7 separate regions of the Mus musculus genome follow, and regions 1, 3, 4, 5, 6 and 7 are each linked to region 2. The links are chromatin loops, found by intact Hi-C in ENCODE. Cell type or tissue: heart. All regions are shown on one strand. Region 1 overlaps Fto (fat mass and obesity associated). Region 2 has its middle 20 kb from the start of Gm36243. Region 3 overlaps Fto (fat mass and obesity associated). Region 4 holds the start of Gm39222 (a long non-coding RNA gene). Region 5 has its middle 43 kb from the start of Irx6. Region 6 overlaps Fto (fat mass and obesity associated). Region 7 has its middle 23 kb from the start of Irx5.

Region 1 (4,000 bases), 190 kb before region 2:
TCTGTCCTTACAAACGGACCATTCTAACCATGGCTTCCTGATCCTCTCCTGCCCACATGTGGCAGATGTGGGACTCCTTGACAGGCTAGCCCGTAACACTGCTTCGGAAGCCACTACAGCTTAGCTTTGAGCCCAGTTCTCTGCTCCTCAGGAGGATGCTATACAGAAACAACCTCTCGTCACTGCTTCCTGCAACCAAACCCATACACACACCATAGGTAGACATGGATGTGAACAGAGGCAGAAGCGTCAAAGTGCCAGGTGTTTAAAGTGAGCTAGAACTCACAAAGAAAGCCCTGCTCCAAGCAAATGTACTTAATCTCAGCACTCAGGAGGCGGAGGCAGGCGGAGGCAGGCGGATCTTTGTGAGTCTGAGGCCAACCAACCTAGTCTACAGTCAGTCAGGGCTACACTGAGAAACTCTTGTCTAGAAAAAACAAATAACATATAATATACATGTATGTCCTCCAAGCATGAGTGGCAAAGTCCAAGAGAACTTAACTTGTAACAACCTTTTGTAACAACCGCCCCTTTAAGATCTCTACAATTCATCTTGGCGTCAACACCGGAAGCTCCTTAGGCGTCCTGGGTGATTATAACCACACCTTACATTTATTTGGGGCTAGGAAAATAAATACAAGCAGAGGTATTTTAAAGAGTTCCCATTTATTTTTCAGCAGACACAGGAGAGCAGAGGGCGTTATGCCAACTGTAGGAAATGAGAGAATCAAAGCAAAGATACGGTATACAGGCTGCCTATGGTCACGGAGGATAAGCTAATGGCCCAACTAAAGTATTTCTTGCTTTCAACTTATTTCTAGCCTGTTTGGTCTTCTGTCAGTTAATTCTGATCATGCTCTGTAAATGATAAAATTGTTGGCATAGAAATAGTAGGAGCCTAGAAGGACTTGTAAAACCAGAAAGAATTAAATGGAGCCTAACTTACAGCCATGGAAAATATTAAAATTCCATGTGTAACTTTTCTTCTCCATTTTAACCCAAGATGTGGTGCCTATGCAGGCACCACTGTTGTAAACACCACTGTTTACACCACCAGTGTGTAAACACCACTGTTTACACTTGCACACTTCCAACACACAGGCCTCCGAGTACCGAATGTCATCCAATGCAGGCGGCTACTCATTTATTTTTCTATCACTCTACAAGGTAGAAAATTAACAGTGTTGTGTTTACAAACCTTCACTGAGCCCTTACATAAAAGCTCGGACATGTTTGTATTACATGCTGCTCCGGTGTGAAGACGCTCGGAAGCAAGTTAATATAAACCTATCCTGAGCAAATGTGCGGGAGGTAGCCCTGTTAGACCCGGGTTAAGCTTTGACCTTCCCAGCTTTTTCTGAGAATGTACAATCCATCACGTACAAAAACACAGCGGAGGTGTGAGGTGTTGGTAAGTACCCCTGTTAGTGAGAAATTCTGCTAATTATTACACCAAATAAGCAGAGTTAACAGGCCATGGCCACAGCGGGGCATGTTTCAGGGCATTAAATAGCCACACAGGGTGGAGAGGAATATATTACACTGTGCCCATTACCAATAAAATAATTTCCCTGACACCCAGAAAGCCAGTCAGCTGGAGCAACCCAAGTGGCCTGTGGCTCAGCTGACAGAGCACAGAGCTGCAGTGCCACCCAGTGGCCTTCCTACTTGAAAGTACAGCCTTCAGGATAACTCGGGGACTCTGGCTGCAATTTGGAATTAGGATAAAGAGGCCAAAAGAAACCACACTTGGAGGGCTGGGCTGGAGGTAGCTCAGTGGTAGAAAGCGGGTTGAGAATATATGAGAGTCTGAATGAAATCTTCTGGACAAGAATGAATGAATGAGCCAACAATCACATTGTAAAGGTTCCTTAAACTAAACGTGTGGTTTTAAAGTACATATATGTGTTATCTCCTGTTTTCTCTATCCCACCCTTCCTAAGTATATATATCTCAAAACAAAATCCAAAATTAGACTAAATTAAATTAAAGGCAAAAGTAATTAGCCATTTTTCAGATACATGTCTTATTCTTCTAAGAAGTTTCTAGCAGAAAAGCCCCCTTAAAATGAAATGTTCCAAGGAAGGAGGAACATTAGCAGAGGACAGTGTGGTTGTGACAACACAGAGCAGATGGTTCACAGTCCATCCTACAAATAGAAAAAGCAGATCATCTGAAATAATGAAAATGGCTTTTTAAATGAGGAAGATTTAGTTATCCATAAAGTTATAGCAATGTAGGATCATGTGACTTCAGAGAACTGCTTTTCTAGTTTCCATAGTACTGACTCCTAAAGTGGCACTGGGTAGGTATACATTATCAATGCAGGGTAGTCATCACAAGTACTAGGCCAGTATAGAGACCGCACCAGGACAATGCCCTTCTGCTGCTAAAGCTTCACAAGAGATCTGCTCTGCATTACTACGACCAGACAGAAGAGAGACCCAGGAGAAAGCAGAGGCAGGCATGCAGGTATGTTGTAGGAGAGAAGTAGAGAGAAGCGGAGACAGGGAGCATGGGCCCCACTACAGGAAGAGCGTGGACCACAATCTAGGCAGATAATGAACAAAAGGAGGAGAATATAAACAGACAAGCCAAAGGGGTCATTAGGGATCAGAGCAGAGAGAAGGCTAAGTCATGGACCTTCTGGTTTCAGTGCTCACGTCTTACAGTTTCTGCTTCTGAAGCGTACATGTCAGTACAGCCACCGAATCATTCAGTCATCCACCAGGCCTAACTCTTCCCTCCTTTCTCTTCCTATGTCTTGGCAGCCATTATCTCCTACCTCCATTGGCTTACCTGTTCTACACATGGAAGTAATCGTGTAATGTGTGATAGCAACCTTGGCCTCCTCACGCATGAACACACATGCGTACATGCCTACATGTACACAAATGGAGAAAGAAAAACAGAGACAAAACCACACAAGACACTGTTCCTCTCTGGCACGGAATTCACCAGACCAAGCCCCTGTGTTATTAAATGCAGTGTGATTCCTGTTCTTAGGTTTCACCGGAGCAAATATTTTATCAGAAAATAAAGGAATAAAAGAGAGGAATGTAAGGGAGCAAAATATCTAAAGGCTCAGAATGCAAAATGTGACCGCGAGCCACCAGCAGGGCCGCTGAAGGCCTTTGTTGGCAAACCACACCCTGAGGCCTTTGAAGGCCCACTCACCAGCAGGATAAACAGATTAAATTTCGCCCACATTTCCCATTAACACTTCTTTACAATTTAAGAAAGTGAGCAGTTTTTTAAAACATTTTACTTTAAAACTTATTTGGCCTGGAAAACCCCTTAATGATTTTCTTAGAAACTCCAAATCAACACTCTGGAGCCCTAGAGCAACCTCTCTTGGAAATTAGAAAACACTTACAAATTATTATCCAATGTAGTCACTTTTTTGTGTGTGTGTGCATAAAATAAGTGTCATCTTTGGAAGCTGCTGTAAGACTGCATTTCACAAACCCCCAATGGGACAGTTGTGCAGTTTCAGTTCAGAGTCTGGAGACAAGGCTTTTCTCACTTCTCCATCTCTAGACTCCTGAGGAACATGCGGAGGACGAACGGCAGCTCCTGCTCGCTCTCCTCCTTCCCGCCCAGCTCTGGCCAGAGGAGTGGGAACAGATGTGTTGAGTGCCACAGCCAGAGCTGGCCCATAAAAACGCTCCTACACACGGCCCTGCCTGCTCTCCCTCCCCGCTGGCTTCAGCGGAGATAACCTGAGGTGACCTCTGCAGCCTTCTGTGGAGCCCGCCAAGGTTCCTACTGACAGAATGCATGAAGCCAAGTATCCCTCGCTACTACATAAGCAAGAAATCAAAACTACATTTAAGACGTCATGCAGAATCTTCACGTAGTTTTTGTTACAACAGACACCTCCCTAAACTCGTAACACAAACCCGCAGGACTAGCCATAGCTCCTAAAGCATTTCACACGCATGGCCATGCTTGACATGGCTTAACGACTATGTTTCCTCTTCTTCTAATTTTGTGCAAT
Region 2 (4,000 bases):
CCCTGCCCTTCACACGCCATAATTGCCACTGCAGGTTTAGGACCCAGGCCTCCGTGAAATGGCAAAGCCCAGAACTCAAAGCCTGCATAGCCTGCATAGCCTGCATCTATCAAGGCCAGGAAGCCATGGCCAGCGCAGGGCAAGGCACTAAAGGTGCTCAAACATCCAACGAGTGCCTGAAGGCCTTTCCCAGTCTGACAGAATCCCCTGGCAGCTATTATTGTGGTTAGAAGGAGCTTTTCCCAGTGTCTGCTAATGACCTCCCATCCCACCCACCCCACCCCCTGCCAAGTCCTCCCAAACCATATCTGTTCTTTCAAAAAGAAAAGCCAGGGATAATGTGAGCCAGCCTGGGACATCACACCAAAGGAACAACAGAAAAGTCCACACCTGATGGTAGGTAAGGCAGAACTAACTACCAGTAGGGGCAGGCAAAGAGAGATGTAGGGTCAGTAGACCTATACTGTGAGCAAATCTGGTTGCAGAGAGGGGTACTGCATACCCAAGGAACCCTCAAAACTTTCTGTGGTTTAATGTGGATGCCACACTGGAGAAGTCCTGGGAGATTGTCCAAAATCAATTTCTCAGAATTTAGTGAGGGATTTCGTGCACAGGACACAGAAAGTTTGGAGGAGAAGGACAGTTGTCATCAGGGCTGGAACTGTGCAGAGGAGTAGCTGGCGACACATGCCTCTTCCTTGCCCCAGCCTCTCTGTAGGTATACAAATGCCACATCTACATTACTAACATTTGTAGCTAGATGATATTTCTTCCAAATTCCTCAATGCTTGAGTGACATTTTTCCCAATAAGTTATTTTTTTAAGAGTATGAGGGTGTTCTGAGACCAGAATGTTTGTGAGTAGCAGTTATATGGATCCTCAAAGATACATCTGTAGTGTGCACACACACTCAAATATTCTTTAAAGCTCTTTCTCCTTTTCTTTCTTTCTCTCCTCTCTGTTTCTCTGTCTCTTTCTCTCTCCCTCTGTGTGTGTGTATGCTGGGGATCAAACTCAGGACCTTGACTGTGCTAAGCATACACTTCACCACTAAGCTAGCCCCCAACCAAAAATGATTGTATTTTTATTGCTTTTACTTATAAAATAATGAGTTTCATTATAACATTTTCAGACATGCATATTATAATACTGTGTGTATGTTCACATATGTAGTTACATCTAGGCTCAGCATGAAGAGAAACACTTGATAACTGTCTCCCTTTCATTACCTTCTCTTCTTCCTCTCTCCCTGTGAGCCCTTTCTCTCCCAAGAAAGCAGAGTGTGCGTTCTCTCTCTCGTGCCTGCTGGACAGACCAACACTGCTGGAGCATAGATGCCTAGCACTGGAGCCTGCCTGAACGAGCCAGGCAGCCCCCAGCAACCAGAAATGCCCAGGTGCTAGCAGCCTGGGTGTAAGGCCTGCTGGTAAAGAGAAGGCACAATCAGGGCAGCAAGGCTAGGTGCCCTGCCATCTCTGCTGCCAGGCCAGACTCTGTCTCAGAGACCTTCTGGGCTACCACAGGCTTAAAAAAAATGTCTGCAGGACTCTTGGGCCTCTTCTTCCCCAAGCTCTGTTGAGGTCAAATGGGGGCTGGGGGGCAGTTAAAGGCTGAAGCCGCCACCACCATCAGCATCCTCCATCCCTGTAAGCTGCACAGCACACGGAAAAGTCTGCGTTTTCTGGTTGTTCAAACTCAGAAAGTTCAGCCAGAGAAGCGCCAAACATCTGCCTTTTACAGCCCAGCACCCCCAGCGCACCGCGCCGCGACAGCCTTTTGTAAGGCTATGGCTCCATCTACAGCCTAAGCAAGGAGCGGATGCACTGGGTTTCTCTGCGAGCAGCGGAGGGGTGGAGCACAGGCTCGCTGCAATTAACACTAATAAAGTGTTTTCTTCTAGCTGCACTGTTTATTCAACGCAGACGCGGCTTACGCTGGAAGTTATTTACTCAGACTATGTCTACAATAACAGCTGTTCAGAATATACCAGAACCTCTTTAGCCAAAATCGGCTTGGAGTCTCTATTTTAAACCACTGTTTGTTATGAATTGAGTTAAATATCCTTTTACCACTGTGTTTCTCTATTGTTGCAATGGAACCCATACAAGCCTTTAAGATGCCAAGATCCCATGTTCTTTCTCATTCTCTCAACAAACATTCAATTAGCACCTACTGTGAGGCTGGTATAGCATTGAGTTAGACTCCATCCCAGTCATCATCAGAAAGAAGGCTGCTCTGACTGGGTGAAGCATTTCCATATGGGTGGAGAAAGAAGGAAAGAAAAGACCAAAACCCTGAGTGATTCAGAAATAGAGACAGAGTAGAAACAGCGGGCATGAATGAGGTCCTTTGATTCAGGCAGAGGCAGAAGCCAACCTCATACATCAGCAACATTTTTATCCTCTTCAGTCATCTTTCCCTCAGAAGTGTAGGTAGGCTGGTCTTGGCTCCACACACCTGGAGCAGGAGGGGCCATGAGTTCAAGACCAGCGTGGGCTTGATCAGTAGCAAGTTTGAGGCCAGCCTGTGTCCAAAAATAAGATATAGTTAGCTGTTTCCTAAATAAGTAACTGTTTTGTGAAGGAAAAAAAAAAGATGAAAGAAAATAACCTGTCAAAATCCTACTGAGCAAAAATAAATTGTATGTTTATAAACATGTCAAGGTCTTATTTTTTTTAAGATTTATTTATTTATTATATGTAAGTACACTGTAGCTGTTTTTCAGACACACTAAAAAAGAGGGCATCCGATCTCATTACAGATGGTTGTGAGCCACCACGTGGTTGCTGGGATTTGAATTCAGGACCTTTGGAAGAGCAGTCAGGGCTCTTAACCACTGAGCCATCTCTCCAGGCCATGGCAAGGTCTCTTTACTGGCCCAGGAGAGATGAGTGCTCTCCCCATATGCATGTTCCATGTGATGTTGAGTTACCATGGAGCATGCTTTGTGTAAACATATCACTGATGCCGTACGTGGTCACTGAGTTGTTCACAGTTATAGGCTTTGTATAGGTGTTCCCATAAGAGAGACATCTAGCTATAGAGCAAGGGAGAGCTTCCAGTCCTCTGAGATATGCATCCATCTGCCAGCGAGGTTCAACCTCCTGGACTTCCTCATCATGTCTGGACCAAAATCTACCTTCAGGATTCTTGAGTGCTCAGCCCCAGAGAGACTGGACTGGGTGGCAAGTGGTGTTCCTTGGATGGGAAGGGGCATTGGGAACATCACAGTAGGTTGGAGCACTGCAGAATGGTTCTTAATAACTGCTCTACCTTGCAGATGATTTAAATAATAATATCTCTAGAGACACAGGCAGTATGGCATGCTTTTGACCTGGGGTTCAGAAGATAATGGAAGACAAGACTGGTTTACCCGTCTTCCGCAGCCCCGTCCCACCTTGTCGTGACTGATGTCATTCCTATTTTGTTTTTCCTTCTCCCATGTCCTTCTTCCCATATTCAGGGAGGCAATTGCAGTTGTTCCTCAGTACCCATGGCAACTGGTTCTGAGACCCTAAATCCAAGGTCACTCACGTCTCTCATATAAAGCCTGATGCTTGCACAGAACCTCTGCACACCCTCCTTCTGCTCCAAGCCAGCCCTGGACTTCATAGGACACCGAGCACTGGCTGCGCAAGCAGTTTGTTTTGCTGGATATTTAGGGAATTCTTACAGGAAAAGATGTAAATGCTCAGTTCAGGCACAATTTAATTCAAATGTTTCACATCTGCAATTGGTTGGAATCCAAAGGTGTGGAAGCTTGGGATGTGGAGCACCAGTGTGGAGCACCAGTGTTGCTCTGGTCTTTGACAGGACTCAGGCTGCTCTCAGTGCGAGGCAAAACCGAAGGGACCTGTGCACAGCAGGTGATCTTTCCTTGGACCTTTCTTGGAAATGGGAGCATTTTCTAGGCTGTCTCCTTCAGTCCCTGGGTTTCTGTAGAGTAGGAAAAAACATCTCAAAGTTTTGTGAAAGGCAGATCTTACAAGGATGGGACCAT
Region 3 (4,000 bases), 340 kb before region 2:
CATGGATGCAAGTCAAAATGCCCACAAACACGCAGGGACAAGACAGCAGCAGCCTGGCGAGCGGCTGTTCCTTTACACTGCCGAGGGCTCTCACCTGCCATCTACAACAGTGTATGTGCCGTGCACACCACTCAAATCCACACTTGGCTTTCTACGCACAGGCACACCTTCCTCACACCCTGCCTATTCTGCCACAGCCCGTTTCCAGTGCTGTTAGAAGACGCTGTGCTTAACACAGCTCCCAACTCTCAGAGGCCCCCTCAAAGCTTTTAAAGCTGGCATAACATGCAGAATGGCAAATGGAGAGCCAGCAGCAGAAAGATCATTTACAGTGACTATACAAACAAGCTAAATGAAAGACTTGTGTTCAGTCATTAAAAATAATAATGCTAAAGCCCCGAGGGCTGAAATGTAAAGCTTCAACTCGGTGTGAGGAAACAGAAGAGGGGTGGGCCTATTATCCCAACAAGATAACATGCTAATTTACTTAGGAGGCAATTTTAGAGTACGTTCACAGTGAAATCTCACTTTTATCAGATTATATGAAAAATAACAACCACAAATAAAATGCTCACTCAAGCCTGGGGCTTCTGTGAGATAGAAATCACTGTGTGGGAGGCCAGGGAGGGGTTGGTGGAGGGGCTGGCCCCGGGGATTGGAGCAAGCCCAGGTGAGGTAGAAAGTTATTTCCCTCACACTCTGCGGGGATGCCTAACATCATGACAACAGAGAGGAGGAAAGGTCTCTGGTCCTGCCTACCTGCAAGTTTCTGTAAAATAATGAATACAGACAGCTTGGGGACTGTCCACCTGCGCTACCTGCCTCTGCCTGCCTCCAAAGTGAAACCACCGGGGATTGGCAGAAGGCACTTGTCTGACAGGGCCAGGACAGCCTTTCTCCTCCACGACAGCCCGGGCCTACCCTCTTAAACTTGACCCACCGTAATTCCTTCACAATGCAGCAGCGAGGCAGCTGACAGTAGCAGCTGCAGTTCTAAGCGAGATGGATGGAATTTTCATAACTGGTTCCCCAAGTTACATTTTACCTTCAAGATAATTTATGAGCTGCTCTGAAGCCTTGAAGAGACAATATGCTTGCCATAAAATTAACTCTAACAGTCTTGTAGGTTATAATTAACACTGGGAGGGGAACGCCAACTGGACGAAACACATGGCGTAATTGATGGTGAAGCAGGGCGCAGAGGAGGCTGGCAGTGTGACTGCTGCTGCTGCTGCTGCTGCTGCTGCTGAGCACGAGTGTGAGAGCACATGCACACACGCACGCACACAAGTGCACATGCGCACACGCACACAGACACACACTCAGCACAACCCGGGCTTTTCTGAGGCTTCATCACAGTCACCTAGCAGGCCTCATGGCCAGGGACAGAAGAAGCCAGAGCTGAGCAGGGAGGTAGGGGGTTTGAAGCTCAACCCTGGGGCAAGTGGGTGGAGCCACAGAGCGGAAGGGGATGGGCAGCAATCCTGGAACTGTCAAGGAGCTGGGTGGTATACTGACAGCTCAGGCCAGGTCCCACAGGGGAGCCTTCCATGAAAAAAATGACTTCATTAAACAAACAAACAAACAAACAAACAAGCAATCATCTTTGGCAGTGAAGGATACACAAAAAATAGAGAATCAAGATTTCTAAAAAGGTTCTTCCAGGACTCAAGCTAGACACTCAGAACACCACAGAAGGAAGTCTTTTCTACAGTGTGGACATCTCAGGAGCCAACAAAGGTGATCAGTGAAACGTGGATGTTTATTAAATTACAAAGTCCAGGGGTGACAACAGAGGAGGCTAATCAGAAGTCATGCCAATCACTGCGGTTTTTCCTGACATGGCAAGCTGTTTCTGTCTGTGCCTGAATCCTGAACTGCCCGATCGACACTCATGCCTAACACTGGGACCAGTCAAATAATTTTAATGAGCAATTTTAAGGTGACTGGCCTATTTTCCTTCTCTGGTTTGGTTTGTTTTTGTCCTAGGACAAGATACTGGAGAGTTCTGATAAATGACGCAACAGTGCCCCCTGCAGGCCGTCTGTGCTGCACTCCGCCAACCTGGCACCTTCTGAACCAGAAGCCAGCTCAACTTTATCTATAACCTGGAATATTCATTACAGAGTAAATTTGTAAAATACACTGGGGACACCCCTGAGATAGAATAAAATGACTATTCTTCACGTGTAGTAAATTGTTTCCCAGATATAAACATACTGTTCCGCTGACGAGGAACCTGTGATAGAGCAGATAAATCGCTACCCTTTCACCTCAGGGCGCCTGCTCCACTCGGCCTTGATTAACACGGCCCCAAAATTACTTGACCTGGAGGCTGTACAGAGTCTTGGAGGCTCAACTTTGATGTTCTCTCATCTTCCTCCCCACTCTCCTGCCTCCTAAAAAGATTGCAATCAATACAAAAGAAACAACACAGCTATAAAAGGTGGAGACTTCCCGTTAGAAGACTAATGGTGGCGAGATTCATACGGCACGGGCTGCAGATGACTGCCTCGCCGAGAGATGCACTCAGAGCGGCACACACGGCGAGGTGTGCTCAGGTGGCAGAGGAAATAGGTATTTACACACACAATTGCTTATCCCCACACCGGGAAAGACCTGGAAGCACTGGACGTCCTGTACGGTGAGACCGAAGTCAACACACTGAGCCATGTGAGTAGCTGACAGAGCTTTGCCACTGTCCCACTGTGCTCCTAGCAGCGGAGCCAGGCATGCTAACTTAAGTTTCATCTCTACTACTGACTAGCAGTCAGCCTGGGCGACGTGCTCTGTATCCTGAGCTGCAGTCTCATCACAGAGAGCACTGAGCACTTCCAGTTGTTGTCAGCTGGTTCTAGTTCACTATCACTACCGGTGGCTCCACTCCAAGTTTTAAGGGAAAGGAGGGAGAAAGCCATGTCTATGATTGCCGCTCTCCGGGATCTTTTATCCAGGCTGGAAGATGTCACCTGCCTGGAGGGTCACGTGGCTCAAGACGCTGTATTTTAGGTAAAGTTGAATTGATCCAAAGTGTCTGTGAACTGCCTAGATTTTTACACCCAGTTGCTCAGAGAGCCTGGAGCCCAGACCTACATCTGTCATTTCTAGGTGCGAATACTTAGCCCAAGCCCAGAGAAGGACTAGCGCAGGTTGTTTCCTCTCTACACCTCACTCAGCACTAACGGGCCTCCATTATCAGTGTGGGGCTTCACATTTGGACACTCTGCCAAAGGAGAGGGCAGTGTGAAAGAGTGCATTCTTGACTTTGTTCTTTTGGTCCGTCCGGGCACTGTTCTATTGCTGTGAGAAGACAACTTGGCCAAGGAAATTAATTAATAAGAGAGAGCATTTAACTGGAGACTTGTTTATGGTTTCAGAGGGTGACTCCATGATCAACACGGCGGGAAGCATAGCAACAGGCAGGCAGACACAGTGCTGGTGCAGTAACTCAGAGCTGACGTTTGATCCTTCAGAAGAAGGCATAGAGACTGAGCCTGGCATGGGCTTTTGAAACGTCCTGATCTACCACACCTTCTCTAACAAGGCCACGCCCCCTAGAAGCCACACCCCCTAATCCTTCCTGAACAATCCACCAACTGGGAAGGAGACATTCAAACACATGAGCCTGTGAGGGCTGCTCGCATTCAAACTACCACCTGACCTATGATAAGGATGATTTTACAGAATACTCCGTGTGTGTCAGGTACTTGTCCTAGGTGTTTTATAATTACTTAAATCAACCCTATGAAACAGGTTCCACCATTATCCCTAGGCAGATTACAAAGGGGGAGAAGTGAGGTTCACAGGGAGTTAAGTAACTTGTCTACTTATGATTTTCAGTTGTACCTTCCCTAGAGTTATGGAAGTGGAGCCAAGAGTCAAACCTCAGAGTCTACACAGACAACCACTATGACATAATCATACAATTTGCTCTAGAAAAAAAACCTACTTTGCCCCACATTCAAAATTGAGAATGAGGAATCTCTTGCAAGATTCTATT
Region 4 (4,000 bases), 610 kb before region 2:
GAGCCGCAGGTCATCCCGCTGCGGCCGCAGCCGCCTATGCTCGGCCTGCCGAGCCGGAGAGTGGAACAGGTGACAAGAAAAATGTAGGGGCACAGTGGGAGGGTGTTGGTGGGGCTCTCGCCTAGACTAAAGGGAAAGAACGGGGCTTTGGGGGTGTGTGGGACGCCGGTGTTTTCCTCTTTGCTCGCAGGCGGGTGCAGCTGCCCTGGAGGCCTGGAGCCTGTGTTTTAAAGGCCTCCTTTTTCTTCCCTCTGTTTCCTACAGATCGCTGTAGTGCCTTGGAAGTGGAGAAAAAGTTACTCAAGACAGCTTTCCAGCCGGTGCCAAGGCGGTAAGAGACTCCGAATTTGGGAAGCATAGTGGGAGACCCTTCGGGAGGAATAAGAAAAACACAGAGCCAGTGGCGGGAGCCCTTTGCCCCCTGGGAAGGTAGCAAAGTAGCTGGCAAACTATTGCTAAAGGACCCAAAAAATCCACTCTTCTGTCACTTCTTGTGGACCCATAGACACGGTTCCATTCTCGGCTGGAGCACCTCAGGCCTGTGGTACAGAGCTAGGGGAAGTCTGGCCCTTACAAGAGGCCTGTGGCGCAGAAGGCCTCTGCGTAATGTCCACTTCCTTCCAAGCCCGGTCTTGACTTCTGATCTCTTTAGCTCAGCTTTTAGTTAATACTCCCACAGCTAAACACCGGCTTTATAGGGGATCCCCTATCTAAGCAGTCTCCCCAACTCTAAAGCTCACTGTCTCTGCTTCCGTTCTCTTCCAGGCCACAGAACCATCTGGACGCTGCTCTGGTCTTATCAGCTCTCTCCTCGTCTTAACTTTTCAACCATTTTTAAATCGTTGTACTAATTGTAAAAAACAAAACAAAACAAAATCGCTCTGTATAGTGACGAGTTGCAAGCATGTCTGTGTATGATTACCTTAAAAGAAACACTAAACAACAACAACAACAACAACAACAACAGGAAAGGACAAAAGAAAGAAAGAAAGCCAGTCCCCCCACCTTGGCCCTCCCCCAAGTCACCCCACATTTAGATTGTGAGGTTCCTTCGTTGTGTTGATTTCGGGGGGGGGGGGAGTGGGGTTACGGAGAGAACAAGCCTGTCTGACTCTTTTTGTATATACGGGAAAATGTACATACGTGTGAACCAAATTGTACAAGAAAGTATCTATTTTTTGGCTAAATAAATGAGCTGTTGCCACTTTTGACTATAACCGGCAGGTCTGCCACATGGACCGGTTTGCTGCATGGTTCTTTGGTGTTTTTGGTGTTTCTTCCCCCCCACCCCCGGCCGTTGTTTAAAGAATCTACAGGAAAAGATGAGCTGGGTCTGAGGACAGCAATGGCAGAAGTCGTTCGGGCTTAGGTAGCCAGGCTTAGAAGCCTCTCCAAGAAGGGGTGATGAGAGTCGCTGGGCGACCGAGAAAAAAGGGCAAAGACCAAGGAGAAAATGATGTTGGTTCCTTACTAGGAGCTGGAAAACTAGGCTCTGCCCACGGGTCCACAGGAGTAACCATGGAGCCTTGGGGCCTCCTCTGATGACTTAGCAGAAAGACTTAGGGAAGCTTCCAGGAGTTCAGGGCGTGGGCTGGGAGACTCGCCCTCCCTGCTCCCTTCTGACTGCGCTCAACTGAAGTTTCTCAGCCTGGAGTATAGGGGCTGTCTTTAAACGCTCAATGCCTAGGCCTTTCTCGCCGTGGTTCCCTCTCCAACGGCTCCTTATAGGTGCAAAGGGCGTGGGGGATCTGCGTGAGAAGCCGGGGTGTTCACGTTTCCCGCTTGGTGGCGTGTGACCGCGCTGGTGTTGGAAATCCAAGGCCGAAGCCAGGCGGCGTTTGGTCCCTAGGTGCTTATGAGTACTTTTAGAAATCACGCGTGGGTTCGGGGTACAGCCCGGGAACCTTTGGAGCTGGGATCGTGTCAGAAGTCGGGTGAGCCGGGGGACCGTTAAGAGAGGGGCGAAGGTGGCGGGTGGGTGGGGGGTGGACGCCACAGTGGGGAAACCTGGGGCTTGAGCTCCCTCTACAGGACGAAGGGGACGGTCGGCGCCAGACCTTCCCGGCCTCTGCAGCCCTCCTGGTCCCTTGCCTGCCTGGACACTGCCTGCCTGGCTTGCCCAACTTTGATTCTAAGAAGTGGAGAATCACATTCAGAGTAGTGACGCCTTGGATGGGGTTCGAAGTGGGGGCGCCTTTGAGGCCCTCCTGTCTGGCCCTTTGGAATTTCCGGGATAGCCATGCACTGTGCATCTGAGCTGCAGAGCAGGGCTCTCGTGAGCAAGGTCTTGCACACTGTTGGAAGGTAGAAAGAGCTAGTGCTTACAACCTGGATCAGCTTCCAGTCTGGATCCAGCACAGTCAACATTGTGGATCTGTATGCGAGGGCCGCCGCAGTGTACGGGTCCACGAGATGAGGACACAGCTGCCAGAGCCACGGGCGACCTGGGACTCTGTTGTATGAAGACCGGTGCCCACATAACGAAAGTCCTCAGAATGGAGACCACTAGCAAAGAAAAGGACAGTGACAGCGGGGGGTTGGGGGGACGGGGACGGACTGATATTCAAGCAAACACTTCCTTTCTCTGTTTGCAAAGGTGTTTCAGGGGTTCAAGGTCTTTCACAGTTGAAGCATTGACGCTCCATCTTCTTAGGTCATACATGTGAAGTCAGTACCACAGAACAAGGGTCAAGGCTCTGGTTAGTGCCATGAGTATCTGTACAAGGGCATCTTAGTTCCTACCTCCTGGGCTTAGCCCTGACCCACACTGACTATCCATTTACTTCCCAGGAAGCCAAGGGCAGAGAATTCACTTCCTCGGGTTCTTTTTCACCAGCCGCCTGCTTCACAAGGTGAGGATGAGAGAGGGGGGTCTGCCCGTGCTCATTCTTAAGTAGGGGTGTCCAGCCATTTGCAGAGGCTTAAACTAAATATCCTCAGTTCCCAGGGGTACCTGCCGCTCCCCTTCCCATTGTCCAGAAATGTGAGACCTTTCCTTTAGGTGGCTCAAGAGACCCTGAAACCAGCTTTACCAAGGAAAACAGGAAACTACCCAGGGGAAAAATGATGTTGGTAGGCACAGTCTTCTGGGAGGAGGTCCCCAGAGAGAGGGACTTCATCAGTGGGAGAGAGATGGGTGGACATAGGGTCTCTCTCCAGTGAAGCTTCCGGAACTGCCCAGACTGTCTATCTTGAAAGTACAGCAATAGGAGGAGGCATGGGGGAGCCAGCCCCACCCTGGGCATATCTCATACAGTGTGTGCTTCAGACACCACCGTTCCCAAGTTGACCTCAGTATACCAACTCAACCAAAGCAAAACAGAATCTCCCAGGTTCCCAGCAAAAGAGGAAAGGGTCCCAAGAAGTCCCTCCATTCCTTAATATTGATTCCTAAAATGGAGAAGGAAAGTTAGAAGACGTGGTGGGGGGGGGGTGAGAAGTAGTGTACGTCTTGTCCCTGCTGCTGCTCCAATCAGAGGTGAAATATGTCAGCTCGACACTAGGAAGTGCCTTTGCTGTCCGGCTGGTTACTCAGAGCCATCCAAAGTATGTGTGGGATCCACTAGGTTGGAGACACTGCTTTCCCCAATATCTTCACAGAACTGGGAAGGGACAGTGCCTGCCAAGGCCAGAGAGCCCAAGGAGAATAAAATTACCTTCCAGGTGTCCACTGACACATTAATATTTTCTAACTAAATTGTCTTCTGGGAGTACGGGGACTTCAGGCAACAAGAAATTCAATTCAACCCCAAGGTGACAGGAAGGACCAAGGGTTAGTACATGACACACCACTTACTTGCTTCATGCCAGGAGTGAAGAGGGGACAAATCCCACCTACTAGAGAGTATTCTCTGGGCACATGGAGGACAGGGAGACCCAAAGGCACGTCTGTCCCTGGCCCATCTGTCTTGGGGAAAGGTAGCCAGAGAGATGGATGCCTGGGTAAGAACTGTGTGTCAGATATCTTCTGGTTTGAGTTTATTAGGAGGTTTTGCCAGGA
Region 5 (4,000 bases), 1.5 Mb before region 2:
CCTTATGTCTCTTCTAAGATCGAATGTCCTTTTGCCAGTATGAAGTGACCTAATTTTTGAAGCAGTAACCTTTATTTTTTTTAGCTCCATTAACATGTAAGTTTTCATAGTGAATACTTTTATAATCTTGCCTCTAAGAAACTCAGCCTGCCCCATAGGCAATCATTAGCCTAGGTTAAGTATGTGGGTTGTAGCATGGGAGAGATGAGGCTTTTTCTTGGACTCAGCACAAATTTGGTGACAGAAGCAGAGCCACCCTGAAGTAAAGGCTAATACTCCTCCTTCCTTTCTCCCTGGGCCCTAGAGAATAGACTTTTACACAAAGATACAGCAGGACTCTGGACAGAACTGTAGAACCCTGCAGGAGTCCACTTGTTTATCTCTCTGTGGTTCCCCAGGTTAAAGATATATTCGTTGGTTATACCGTAAATTTAGGGACTGGAAATATTCTGAAAATCTCCACTAAGTGACTTCCTGCTGTGGCAACGCTCTTGTATCATATCTGGGAAATTAAATGTAAAACTCTTCTTGTGTCTACTTGGACGATTGTAAGAAGTGAGTAATCCGGTTTTTTAAAAAATATAAAAATACAAAAGGATTATTTACTAGTAAACAATACCACAAGGCAGCTGTCTTCTGTGACATTCAAGGTATCTTGAGTTGCTAAACACCTTGAGATGGAAAAAATAATTTTAAGAGTCAAAGGATTTTGACTTTGAAAGCTACCAAATGGCCTTTGAGGTCTGAGGTTTGGAGTTTGTTTTTCATTTCTATATTTGTACGTGCCTCACCCGGGGTTGTCGCGAGCAAGTTAGTATGGGTGCCTAATGGTGTATCATAGAGGATTTAACTTAATTCCACCATAATGAATTAATTCTCTCAGTGACACTGATTTGATGACATCACCTTGGCCAAGATTCAGCAATTCCAAACACCGAGCTATTCTGAGCAGTCTAGCATTGGAAATGAAGAGGCGGTTTTGCTTTGAGTCCCTGTGAACTCTCTGTCTATGAGGGGACAGGTGTGGAGGACATTGGTTATTCTGAGTAGATGAGTTAAAAATAAAACTCCCAACACTGGTGAGGAAATTGGATTCTGCATTCTCTTAAACTGTCCCCGGAGACCTTCATTTTACAAACAAGGAGTTTGTAAAATGGAGTTGAGGGAAGCCTTGCATGGGGCTCCTTCTTATTAGTGGATGTTGCCTGTGCCCTCATTAGTCACTGTAAACAGGGAAGGCATGGTGCCACCTCAGTTGTACTGCAGGAGGACGTTTTCCCAGCTTGGAAAAGGGAGAATGGGTGTAAAAATATGTATGCTGCGTTTTCCAGGACTGTGTTTGATTTCCTTTTGGGTTTGTTTGTTTTGTGGAACGAGAGGGACAGTGCATCCTATTCTTACTGGCTTGTATTGTTACCCCAGGAATGTTTTGGCAGATGCAAAATTAGAAACAAACTTCATGTGTTCTTCGGTGCCCTTCAGGGCCTGAAAGGACAGGAACAAAGTATCGTGGTTTGTCATCAGAGCTCCAGGAAGCCACAAGGAAACGGAGCTTATGAACCAAATTGCTCAAAACTGGAAAGAAATGAAAAAATGTGCAGCAGATGCTCCCAGACTGAGAACAAGCCTGGGGAAGGCCCACAGCAAAGCTGATTGGTCTCAAACAATGGCTATTTGCACTGGAGGAAATGCGCTCATGCACATACACACCCACCCACACCCTGCTTCTCTCCAATTTTGTTTTATAGTCATTTCCCTGAGACTTGAAATTGGTAAGTGTGGACACAAAGAAACACTTTGCCTAATTTTCCAGGCTTTTTGGAGTCATGGGTGTCACCCTGCATGTCTGGTATGTGTGCAGATGGTTTCTGCTGGCTTCAGTAAAACTGGAAAGCACTAAGACTGTAATGTTTTTTGTTTTTTGTTCCGTTTTTGTTTTTTGGACTATTAAAAGGGGCTGGTTGTCATTGCCCAGGTGTTGAAATGGGAATGTTATACTGACGTTTTGGAAGTGTTCCTCATGTTTATAGACCGGTAACACAATGTCTGGGTGAAGTCAATCGATACTGGCATCCACTCTGAGTCTGTGGATGCGTCAACCACTCACTTGTTTTTTACTCCTGCTTGTAAGCACTTCTCCTGCTTAATCAGGTAAGTATTCATTAAGGGAGTGATTTCCAAATGTCATTTTAAGTACCACTGTGTAGTTTTTTTTAAAAGAGACTTAGTTTCTTTAAAAATAAAATGAGGGCTCTCTGCTCCTCCCTGTTCCAGAGACAGCCGCATCTTCTTGTGCAGTGCCAGCCTCGTCCCGTAGACAAAATGGTGAAGGTCGGTGTGAACGGATTTGGCCGTATTGGGCGCCTGGTCACCAGGGCTGCCATCTGCAGTGGCAAAGTGGAGATTGTTGCCATCAACGACCCCTTCATTGACCTCAACTACATGGTCTACATGTTCCAGTATGACTCCACCCACGGCAAATTCAACGGCACAGTCAAGGCCGAGAATGGGAAGCTTGTCATCAACGGGAAGCCCATCACGATCTTCCAGGAGCGAGACCCCACTAACATCAAATGGGGTGAGGCCGGTGCTGAGTATGTCGTGGAGTCTACTGGTGTCTTCACCACCATGGAGAAGGCCGGGGCCCACTTGAAGGGTGGAGCCAAAAGGGTCATCATCTCCGCCCCTTCTGCCGATGCCCCCATGTTTGTGATGGGTGTGAACCACGAGAAATATGACAACTCACTCAAGATTGTCAGCAATGCATCCTGCACCACCAACTGCTTAGCCCCCCTGGCCAAGGTCATCCATGACAACTTTGGCATTGTGGAAGGGCTCATGACCACAGTCCATGCCATCACTGCCACCCAGAAGACTGTGGATGGCCCCTCTGGAAAGCTGTGGCGTGATGGTCGTGGGGCTGCCCAGAACATCATCCCTGCATCCACTGGTGCTGCCAAGGCTGTGGGCAAGGTCATCCCAGAGCTGAACGGGAAGCTCACTGGCATGGCCTTCCGTGTTCCTACCCCCAATGTGTCCGTCGTGGATCTGACGTGCCGCCTGGAGAAACCTGCCAAGTATGATGACATCAAGAAGGTGGTGAAGCAGGCATCTGAGGGCCCACTGAAGGGCATCTTGGGCTACACTGAGGACCAGGTTGTCTCCTGCGACTTCAACAGCAACTCCCACTCTTCCACCTTCGATGCCGGGGCTGGCATTGCTCTCAATGACAACTTTGTCAAGCTCATTTCCTGGTATGACAATGAATACGGCTACAGCAACAGGGTGGTGGACCTCATGGCCTACATGGCCTCCAAGGAGTAAGAAACCCTGGACCACCCACCCCAGCAAGGACACTGAGCAAGAGAGAGGCCCTATCCCAACTCGGCCCCCAACACTGAGCATCTCCCTCACAATTTCCATCCCAGACCCCCATAATAACAGGAGGGGCCTAGGGAGCCCTCCCTACTCTCTTGAATACCATCAATAAAGTTCACTGCACCCAAAAAAAATAAAATAAAATAAAATAAAATGAGTTACCAAGGAATCTGAGTCAGGAGACTTATCTACCCCAAGACACCATAGGAGAGACTCTGTATCAAAAACAAAGCAAATAAGTTTTGTATTAAAAACAAATCAAACAACAATAACAACAAAAACAATAACAATAATTCTACAAAGAAAGTTTATATCATAGCTCTATAGAGAAACAAAGAAAAAAAAGAACACTCACCATTGCTATAAAGTAACAATGAAAATAACCTTTCTGTCTAAGGTCCTGAGTTCTAAGTAACCATCACACAGGTGCTGAAGATAGAGATGCCAAAATGGAGAATATCTCTGAAGATCAGGATGGATGGGCAGTGAGGAAAGAACTGAGGAATCTGACCGAATTCAGATGCCTGCAGAAGCCCGGTCTCCATCTTGGAAATAGACATTTATTGCTTTAAGGAATCTATTGCCTTTCAGAACTGGTCACAGACATGATGTTTATTTCCTC
Region 6 (4,000 bases), 300 kb before region 2:
AGGGCCTAACATTTACATCACAAGAGCAAGCACACACACCGTCCTCCGGGAGAGAAGCAGTAAGAATAAGCAGTGTGCCAGGGCATGCTTGCTGGGACAGGGAGTGGGGAACAGAGGCCCGGGAGTTTATGTACAGCTGACTAAACTTTCTGAAATATGTGGCTGGTTATGACATGTGCAGCAATTACCACTAATGGGGGAACAGCTATTTCAAAATTCATTTTCCATTCTCCTGTAGGCTTCTGGAGGCAACCCCTCCCAACCGCACGACAGAAAGGACGGGAAGACAGACAGAAACTACAGCACACACCTCTTCCCTGGTACAAGAGCCATCAAAGACTGCTTAACACATAGGCAAAAAAAACCCCAATACGTGCACTGCCCAAGGTCTTATTGAAAAGGACAGGCGTGTGCTACAGAGCAGACGAAGGTGCACTGATCAAAGACACCTTTTCACAACACGCACAGGACCCCATTAACTCAAAAACGCAAAAAGATAACAAGGAATCACTTGTCTAAAGTCATAATAATTTGGAGCAATATATTTCATGGAAGAAAAGTTTGAACAATCAAGAAATGCCCTTTTGATTAGCTGACTTTCACAGAATCTAAACGCGCACCAAACGCTGCATTTTTGAAGTAAAATTGCTGTTGAATCTGTGAACCCACAACTGATTTCCCGTGTTATGGAATCTTGAAGATTACAGCTAACTTGAAGCAACAGGGGTAATTCCTGGCAGTTAATGGGACATTTATATGCATTTTCCTGAAGGACAGCATCTTGGGACCTCCAACTGGCAGCTCAACACTGCCCCCTACTGCTTACAAGTTAAACCAGAGAGCAGGAACAAGGCTGACAGAGCCAGCCGCACCAGCCAATGCCTATCCAACCTTAATAACCAAATACCACATGGCACGGCACTAAGAGCCACAGAGCAGGGGACTTTTCCAAAGATGATTCTCCGCCGTCTCTTTCAATAGCAAAAATAATTTATCATGAGTTTATTAGAAATCTTTTTTTTTAAAGGCCTAAAGCAATGCTTCAACTTAATTTAGAAGAAACATCCCTTTTATCTTGGCCCAATCCTTCACTCTGCTGATAATGATCCAACTGTGGTATGCAAGGGAGACACTGAAACATTGATTTCTTTTTTTCTTTTTTTCTCAGTAAAGAACAGAGCTCTGGAAAATTCTCCAGATTGCTGCTCCTTTAGTTTACTGTTTTGTTTTGGATCTCTCTCTCTCTCTCTCTCTCTCTCTCTCTCTCTCTCTCTCTCTCTCTCTCTCTCTCTCTTTCTTCCTTTCTTCTTTTCTTTTTCTTTTCTTTTCTTTTCTTCCTTCCTTCCTTCCTTTCTTCCTTTGTTTCTTTTTTTTTCAGTATAAAATATAATAAAAAGAAGGTTCTTCCTCTAACTAACTGCCACTCCTAGCGAATGTGTGCACTCATGGACTGAGACTGGCACACAGCCATAGTCAGATATCTTTCCAGTGAATTAGTGATGAACTTCGCTGTGTGATCACAATACTAAACATTGCACTTGTTGGCAGGGTGGAATACTCCTAAATCAAATACTTCTAAAATAAAAACTGTTTTATGGCTGGAGAGATAGCTTAGCAGTTAAAAAGCACTGGCTGCTATTCCAGGGGACCCAGGTTCAATTCCCAGCACCCACACGGCAGCTCACAACTGTCTGTAACTTCAGTTCCAGATCAGACACCCTCACACAAATACATGGAGACAAAGTACCAATGTACTTAAAATAAAAAATAAATGACTAAACAATTTATTTTACAGAATTATGGAGTTCTTTTCTTACTTATTTCTAAGTCCTAGTTTACAGCTTGGTAAGATTATGACTTCAATGTCAGGTTGACATCTAACAATTAGGCCTCGGCAAGCAGGATCCTAAGTGCCTATGTAAAACATAACAAAAATCAAAAGTTCACACAAGCACAGTTGTACACACCCTATAAAACCAGCATTTCCTCCGCAGGCTTGGCTCAGGAACAGAGCTAGTCAGGCAGAGAGGGAAACTTCAGCATCTCCAAGTTGGCTACACAGTGCTCTGTACTAACCCAGGGTTTGGGGAACTCTGCCTCTGGGGTTATTCTAGGAGGGCAGTGGTGTCCCCTTCCTAGATGCTGATCCCCTCAAAGGCAAGTCGGAATGAGTTCAGAGGTGTGCATTCTGATGCACGCTCTTAAGCTCAGGCCTTCAAACTTGCGACTTGATATTTTCATAAGACAGGGATTACTGAAGATATTATGTTAGCATCTTCATCAAAACAATAACACTAAGTTGGCTGGCCAAAGTGGAGGTGACAGACTGGTCTCAGTGTGGGCAAGGATGATAGCTCCACAGGTATACATTTATTTCTCAACTCATCAAACTGTATATTTTATGCTTGTGTAGCTTCCTGTGTATCAACTATAGGTCCAAGAAGCTGCCGGAGAAACATTACTGGTGGGGACTGGTGACCACTGTGCACCCTGCAGATGAGTCACTGCTCTCTGCACCCTTCAAACGCTGTGAAGTGGCACTCTCCAGAGGTCAGCAGGCTTTTATCGCCTTTCCTCTACATTCCAAAGCCAAGCCTTTGGAGGCAGATCAGTGAGCCGAAAAGGGCAAGAAGCCTAGAGCAGGCCTTCTAGAGTTCAAATCCCAGTTCTCCCACCTAGTAGCTGGTGACCTTGGGAAAGTTATATAAGGCCTTTGGGCTCCTATCTCCTGAGAGTAAAAGTGAGACAAAAGTCATACCTATCACATGGAGTCACCATGAACAGTACTCATGAACATTAAACATTCTCAGCACTCATAAAATCTTTAGGAATCATAAAGGAACCATAAAAACAGCACGCAGGCATTTGCTGATGCTATGGTTATCCAAGCCGAGGCTCATCAAGTGGCTTCCACCTGCCAGCTTGCTGGCATGTCCAGGTCCCACACACCTACGTGCTCTGCCTTCTGACCTTGTTTCTACAGTTCCAAGACCCAGGATTTCCCCCCAGACAGCCCACCTCATCCTCTCGTCTCCTCATGGTCCTCCAACGAGACCAGCACCTTCCTAGCAGTCAGCGGTAGTGACCTGACCCTGATACTGATCTGAACGGTGTGCATGCGTAGAGAGGAGAGGAGACACTGAGAGTCCATTTTCTCCTTCCATGGAGTCCTTGCTTGTCTATCGCTTGTCCCTCATTAAGCCTTGCTGGTCCCAGGCATAAAACCCAGGTCACCAAGGATGGTAACAGCCGTCTTTACAACTCTGCCCCATCTTGCCAGACCATGACTTTTCTTTTCTTTTTTTTTTTTTAGGCCCCACAACATGGTTTTATTTTAGCCATAGTGATACATAGGGACATCCACATTTCTCTCTTTGCTAAACCTCTAGGCTATGGTGAGTAAAATCAGGTGTGCTCTGCAGCCTGGCCTCTCATCTCAGCCATCTATTTAGTGGCCCTGGATGAGTATCTAGCTTCTCTATACCTAAGCTTTCACATTTATAAGTTAGGGCTCACCATGCTGTCCACATCAATTGTTGCAAGGATTTATAATCTTGATAAGGAAAACCCTTTGAATGGTGGCTGGAACATAAAACCACAAGTGAATGCTGGGTGCTGCTATTAACCTGTCCGCACGCTGTGTCCCGGCTCATGTCTAGCAGGGCGCCCTCTGTGAAGAATATCAGAAATGTTTCCTGAAACAGAATTGCAGGCTGCTCCCATTATAACCTAGCACGGGCGTTTACTTGGACGACGTATACATTTGCCTGTGGAAATCAGACGGCTTAGGATCAGCACAGTGTGGTGCCCCAGAGGACGTGCTCAGACCTCACGCACTTACCATGCTCTCCATCTTCTTCCACAGCCCCTCCAGGTGAGTCATGGGCTCACACCACCAATCGGTGCAAAGTTTGTATCGATTGCCTTGAAACCAGAACTGCCTCAGCCACTCAAACTCCACCTGTGGAGCAGAACAAGAAGGTGGCGGTTATAATGTCCT
Region 7 (4,000 bases), 1.2 Mb before region 2:
GCTGCCAAATCAGATGACCTGGGTTTGATCCCTGAAAACCTCACAGTGGATGGCGAGAACTGAGTCCTGCAAAGTGTCCTTAGATGACCAAATACACAGCGTAGCTGGAGGTGTACACACACACACACTAATTAATTAGTTAGTTAGTTAACTAGTTAGTTAGTTAATGAAAGGTATTGAGGTGGATTGTGATATACAAAGACACCTGCCACCTGGAATCAACCTCTGGCTTCTTTGTGTACAATAAATAAACAAACAGATAAATTGTGCTGGTTAGTTTTGTTGTGAACTAGACACAAACTAGAGGTTTCTGGAAAATGGAACCTTCAATTGAGAAAATATCTCCATTAGACTGTATGCAAGTTTGTGGGCATTTTCTTGACGTGGAAGGGCCCAGACCACTGTGGGCAATGTCACCCCTGCACATGTGGTCCTGAGTTGTATAAAGCAGGCTGAGCCAGCCATGAGGAGCGTCTTAGTTACTTTTCTATTTCTATGAATAAGATGCCATGATCAAGTTAACTTACAAAAGAAAAGTGCATAGTTTGGGCTTTCGGCTCCCCAAGCTTAGAGTCCGTGATGGCTGTGCAAAGACATCTGGGAATGACAGCTGGGAAATCACATCTTGATTGGAAGGTAGGAAGCAGAGAGCACTCTGGGAATATTGAGAGTCTATTGGAACTCAAAGACCACTCCAACTGACACACCTCCAACAATCTCCAACCTCCCGATGCTCCTCCCAAACGTTTCCACCAACTGGGAACCGAATATTTAAATATCCAAGCCTTTGGGGGCCCAGTCTCATCCAAATCATCACATGAAGCAAGCCAGGAGGAGTGTTCATTCCTCCATGGTCTCTACTTCCATTCCCACATCAGTTTCCCTTAGTGGAGTATAAGTGGTAAAACAAAACAAACCCTTCCCTTCCCAAGTTGCTTTTGACCATGGTGTTTATTTCAGCAATAGAAGGAAATCTAAGAGAGAGGGGGGGGAGAGAGAGAGAGAGAGAGAGAGAGAGAGAGAGAGAGAGAGAGAGAGAGAGGTAGATAGGTAGATAGATAGATAGATAGATAGATAGATAGATAGATAGATAGATAGATAGATAGATAGATAGATTCTCCTTATACCCCTTGGAATGAACATCACAGGCAGCTACTCCCATGGTGTTTAGGAGACGCCCAGGGGCCAGCTCAGCTTGCTGCTAGGGTAACTTCTGCTTACAGGTCTCAGGGTTCCAACAAGAGCTGGGGCAGCTCTGAGAACAATATTCAGCTTTAGCAATCATCCCTGTGTGAACTTTACTGAGACAATGCCTGGCACTTAGCATTGACCCTCAAGGTATCCAGGACTCAGCACTGGTGATACATATCCCCATATCCTAGAAAGGAATGCCACTGGGCTTGAGTCTAAGCCCAAGCACAAGGGACTCACCCCATTCATTCATTTTATGCATGAACTAAGATCTAGAAAGAACTTGCTCTCCTGAGTGGTACACAGTAACCACTAAACAGACAATACATGTCTCTCATTCTTTCCAATAGTCACTCATTCACGGCTCTTGAGAGGATAATTCATATGCATGAAAGACCCGGATTTTGGACCAGTCCACTTGGGCTTTACAGCTCAATAGGAGTTCGGTCTTCAAGGATATCAATCTAGCAGGGGAGATGAAGACAACTTTGAACTATGATCATTGATAACTCTAACATAAGGTTGGTTAACATAACTCTAACATAACACACAACAGCAACCCCCATCAATTAAAAAAAAAGAAAGAAAAGGAAGAGGGTGGGGTGAAGCTGGTGCAGAGGGAAGAAAGAGTACAGGGAGTTGGGGTTCAGTCATCTGCTTTGCTTGAACAGTCATTCTATCAGAGAAAAAGAAGAGTCTGGACACCTCTATTGGCTGCCCTGACTGCAGGGGGCAGCAGCTATCCATCCCAGGCGATCTCCCACAGTGAGAATAGGGTTAGGCCTACTGAAAAAGAAGCTGGGAATCCATCTTAAATACCATCACGCCTCCATCTCTCCTATCTCTCCCTCCCTCCCTCAGCCCCTCACAGGACTCTAGTTTTTAAAAACATGGTCCAGGTTGAACCAAAAAGCAAGCTGCTTTCTTGTATGACACTAGGGACGGTTGGCAACAGAAAATAAAACTGTTCCCCAGAGGTTTTCCTCGTGGCATTGTGGCCTGACCTTGAGGGTCGATATAAGTGGAGGTGAGAAGATGCTTGTCCTAGCTGAGGAGATTTGGGACCAAATGCACTGCAGGAGGGTCTTCTAAGGCCTAGCCTAGAGACTGGCAGGGGAGTAAGGGAGACTGTAGTTCACGGGGCTCATTTTACAGATCAGGAAGCTGGGGTCTAGGGCATCAATTTTTTTTTTCTTGGCCGTTAGACCACAGGGAATGTGGAACAAGTACCACTCTGAAGGAGTAGGGTGAAGATAAATTGTAGAGGGCTATATGAGAGCCAGGATAGGGGGTCTGAGCTTAACGAAGCTCTGAATACCTAAGAGGCCACACTCTGGGACACTGTGCTCCAACCCTACGAGATACCTCATCAAATCTTCAGAGCATTTTTCCCCATCTGCACAGAGACTCAGAGAGTCAAAGCTACGTGTCCAAGTCCCTGACTCTGACAAGTGGTGAAACAGGTGCCCACACCTGGGGTTGTCTACCCCCCAGAGTCTGCTCTTGACCTCTGCGTGGCACTTAAGAGAGAGGAGAGCAGGGGGCTTTAGAAAGAGATTCCATTATCTGGACACTTTTTCTGTTCCTTAACTCTTCGGCTCCCCAAGTTCTATGGTGGTTTATGGACTGCAAGATTGGGTTTCATACTCAGGAGAAGCCCCACCCCCTTTTAAACACAGCTGTCTTGGAGGGTGGGGAGGAGGCCTGTTCTAAACAGGAGTTGTTTAACTAATTGCCAATTATCTCTGAATAGGCTACGGTTTCCAACAGCTGGGAGGGATTTTGGTCCCTATCCACTGCCGATGTTGCTGGGACTTGGCATGTGGTAAGGAACTCTTGGCCTCTTGCTGCAGACAAGCCCGTGCTTCACCCTCCTCTGTGCTTCTTTGCTGATAGGCCAGCGTAGGATTCAGGAAGCCGAGGACCCTCTCTTCCTCCCTCCCTGTTCTGAGTAGCAGAACCTCTTACAGAAAAGAACAGGCTCCTCCCCAGGGACGTCTACCCATGATGCCCTGCCCAGTGCACAGCAGTGTCTCTCCGTATGTACAGGGTTCTCACTGAAAACTAAGACAATCTCTGCTTACCTCCTGCACCAGAAAATACTCAGAAAGCTGAGGCAGGAGGACTACCATTTCCAAGTCAGCCAGGACTAAGCAATGAGGCCCTGGAGAGAGACAGAGACAGAGAGCAAAGGAGAGAGAGAGAGAGAGAGAGAGAGAGAGAGAGAGAGAGAGAGAGAGGGAGAGAGAGAGAGAGAGAGAGAGAGAGAGAGAGAGAGAGAGAGAGAGAGAGAGAGAGAGAGAATATAATAAAGATGCCAGAAGACCCCAAGGCAGATGGGTGATATTAATTGTCCCTTCTGGCTATATCTGCCAATTCACAGGAATAGGCTGAAGGGCAGCCCTTTGTAAATGTTAATCTCCTTATGCTAAAGATATTGAACTGTCTTTGATGTTCCCAAACATGTTGACTCCTATCATGGCGGAGAGTGTGTGGCCTCCACAGGCCAAGCATTTGCTCTGTCAGTCGCCTCTCTCCAGGGGCTGAAGGATCGGGTACTCACCTCAGCTGAAGAGTGAACAAGCCCCACCTTGAAAGCTAAGTGTGGGGTGGGGTGCGAGCAATAGTGACACTTGGTGTCACCTCCCTCCGTTCCTGGAAGCTAAACCTAATCAGAGCCGTGTTCTCAGCCAAGACCCACCAAATCCAGGTGAATGACCACTCACGACAAGCTCCTCCTGCCAACCAAAGGCAAAGGCTCTGTAATGCACTCCTGTTCGCATTGGTTAAGACGGTGGTTAAGATGGTG

What was found. Hi-C counts contacts between places; a loop is a spot of excess contacts. Peaks named below come from ENCODE experiments on the same cell type or tissue, not always from the same donor. Only the 100,000 strongest peaks of a DNase experiment are listed, where the experiment ranks them.
Region 1: it touches region 2 in a loop (2.3-fold over the local background); 2 of 42 quality-filtered maps call a loop at or near these places.
Region 3: it touches region 2 in a loop (2.2-fold over the local background); 3 of 42 quality-filtered maps call a loop at or near these places.
Region 4: it touches region 2 in a loop (4-fold over the local background); 6 of 42 quality-filtered maps call a loop at or near these places.
Region 5: it touches region 2 in a loop (4-fold over the local background); 6 of 42 quality-filtered maps call a loop at or near these places.
Region 6: it touches region 2 in a loop (3-fold over the local background); 6 of 42 quality-filtered maps call a loop at or near these places.
Region 7: it touches region 2 in a loop (4-fold over the local background); 3 of 42 quality-filtered maps call a loop at or near these places.

Annotation. Positions count from the first base shown.
Region 1 is chr8:91,376,604-91,380,603 of GRCm38, reverse strand. The region is part of intron 1 of Fto (fat mass and obesity associated); the gene reads right to left. Among named protein-coding and RNA genes, the nearest start is that of Fto, 65 kb to the right of the region's middle. In heart, CTCF peaks have their summits at 60 and 1,653 (motif pointing left); DNase peaks (open chromatin) are centred at 1,633 and 3,703; H3K4me3 peaks cover 619 bases; H3K27ac peaks cover 2,037 bases.
Region 2 is chr8:91,188,806-91,192,805 of GRCm38, reverse strand. No RefSeq gene overlaps it. Among named protein-coding and RNA genes, the nearest start is that of Gm36243, 20 kb to the left of the region's middle. In heart, a CTCF peak has its summit at 1,811; no DNase peak of the experiment used is centred here; H3K4me3 peaks cover 456 bases; H3K27ac peaks cover 375 bases; H3K27me3 peaks cover 1,179 bases.
Region 3 is chr8:91,530,206-91,534,205 of GRCm38, reverse strand. The region is part of intron 8 of Fto (fat mass and obesity associated); the gene reads right to left. Among named protein-coding and RNA genes, the nearest start is that of 4831440D22Rik, 64 kb to the right of the region's middle. In heart, a CTCF peak has its summit at 2,047 (motif pointing left); no DNase peak of the experiment used is centred here; H3K27ac peaks cover 669 bases.
Region 4 is chr8:91,795,742-91,799,741 of GRCm38, reverse strand. Irx3 (Iroquois related homeobox 3) reads left to right here. Exons shown (of 4, transcript NM_008393.3): 2 at 1-69; 3 at 265-331; 4 at 766-1,231. The coding sequence ends at 820. Gm39222 (a long non-coding RNA gene) reads left to right here and starts at 1,999. Exons shown (of 3, transcript XR_879088.2): 1 at 1,999-2,699; 2 at 2,791-2,852. In heart, CTCF peaks have their summits at 1,835 and 2,038 (motif pointing left); a DNase peak (open chromatin) is centred at 1,841; H3K4me3 peaks cover 1,864 bases; H3K27ac peaks cover 1,619 bases; H3K27me3 peaks cover 3,289 bases.
Region 5 is chr8:92,715,251-92,719,250 of GRCm38, reverse strand. It overlaps the pseudogene Gapdh-ps16. Among named protein-coding and RNA genes, the nearest start is that of Irx6, 43 kb to the right of the region's middle. In heart, no CTCF peak of the experiment used is centred here; a DNase peak (open chromatin) is centred at 1,650.
Region 6 is chr8:91,485,120-91,489,119 of GRCm38, reverse strand. It overlaps Fto (fat mass and obesity associated), which reads right to left. Exons shown (of 9, transcript NM_011936.2): 7 at 3,842-3,961. Among named protein-coding and RNA genes, the nearest start is that of 4831440D22Rik, 19 kb to the right of the region's middle. In heart, no CTCF peak of the experiment used is centred here; no DNase peak of the experiment used is centred here.
Region 7 is chr8:92,378,695-92,382,694 of GRCm38, reverse strand. No RefSeq gene overlaps it. Among named protein-coding and RNA genes, the nearest start is that of Irx5, 23 kb to the right of the region's middle. In heart, a CTCF peak has its summit at 1,913 (motif pointing right); no DNase peak of the experiment used is centred here; H3K27me3 peaks cover 915 bases.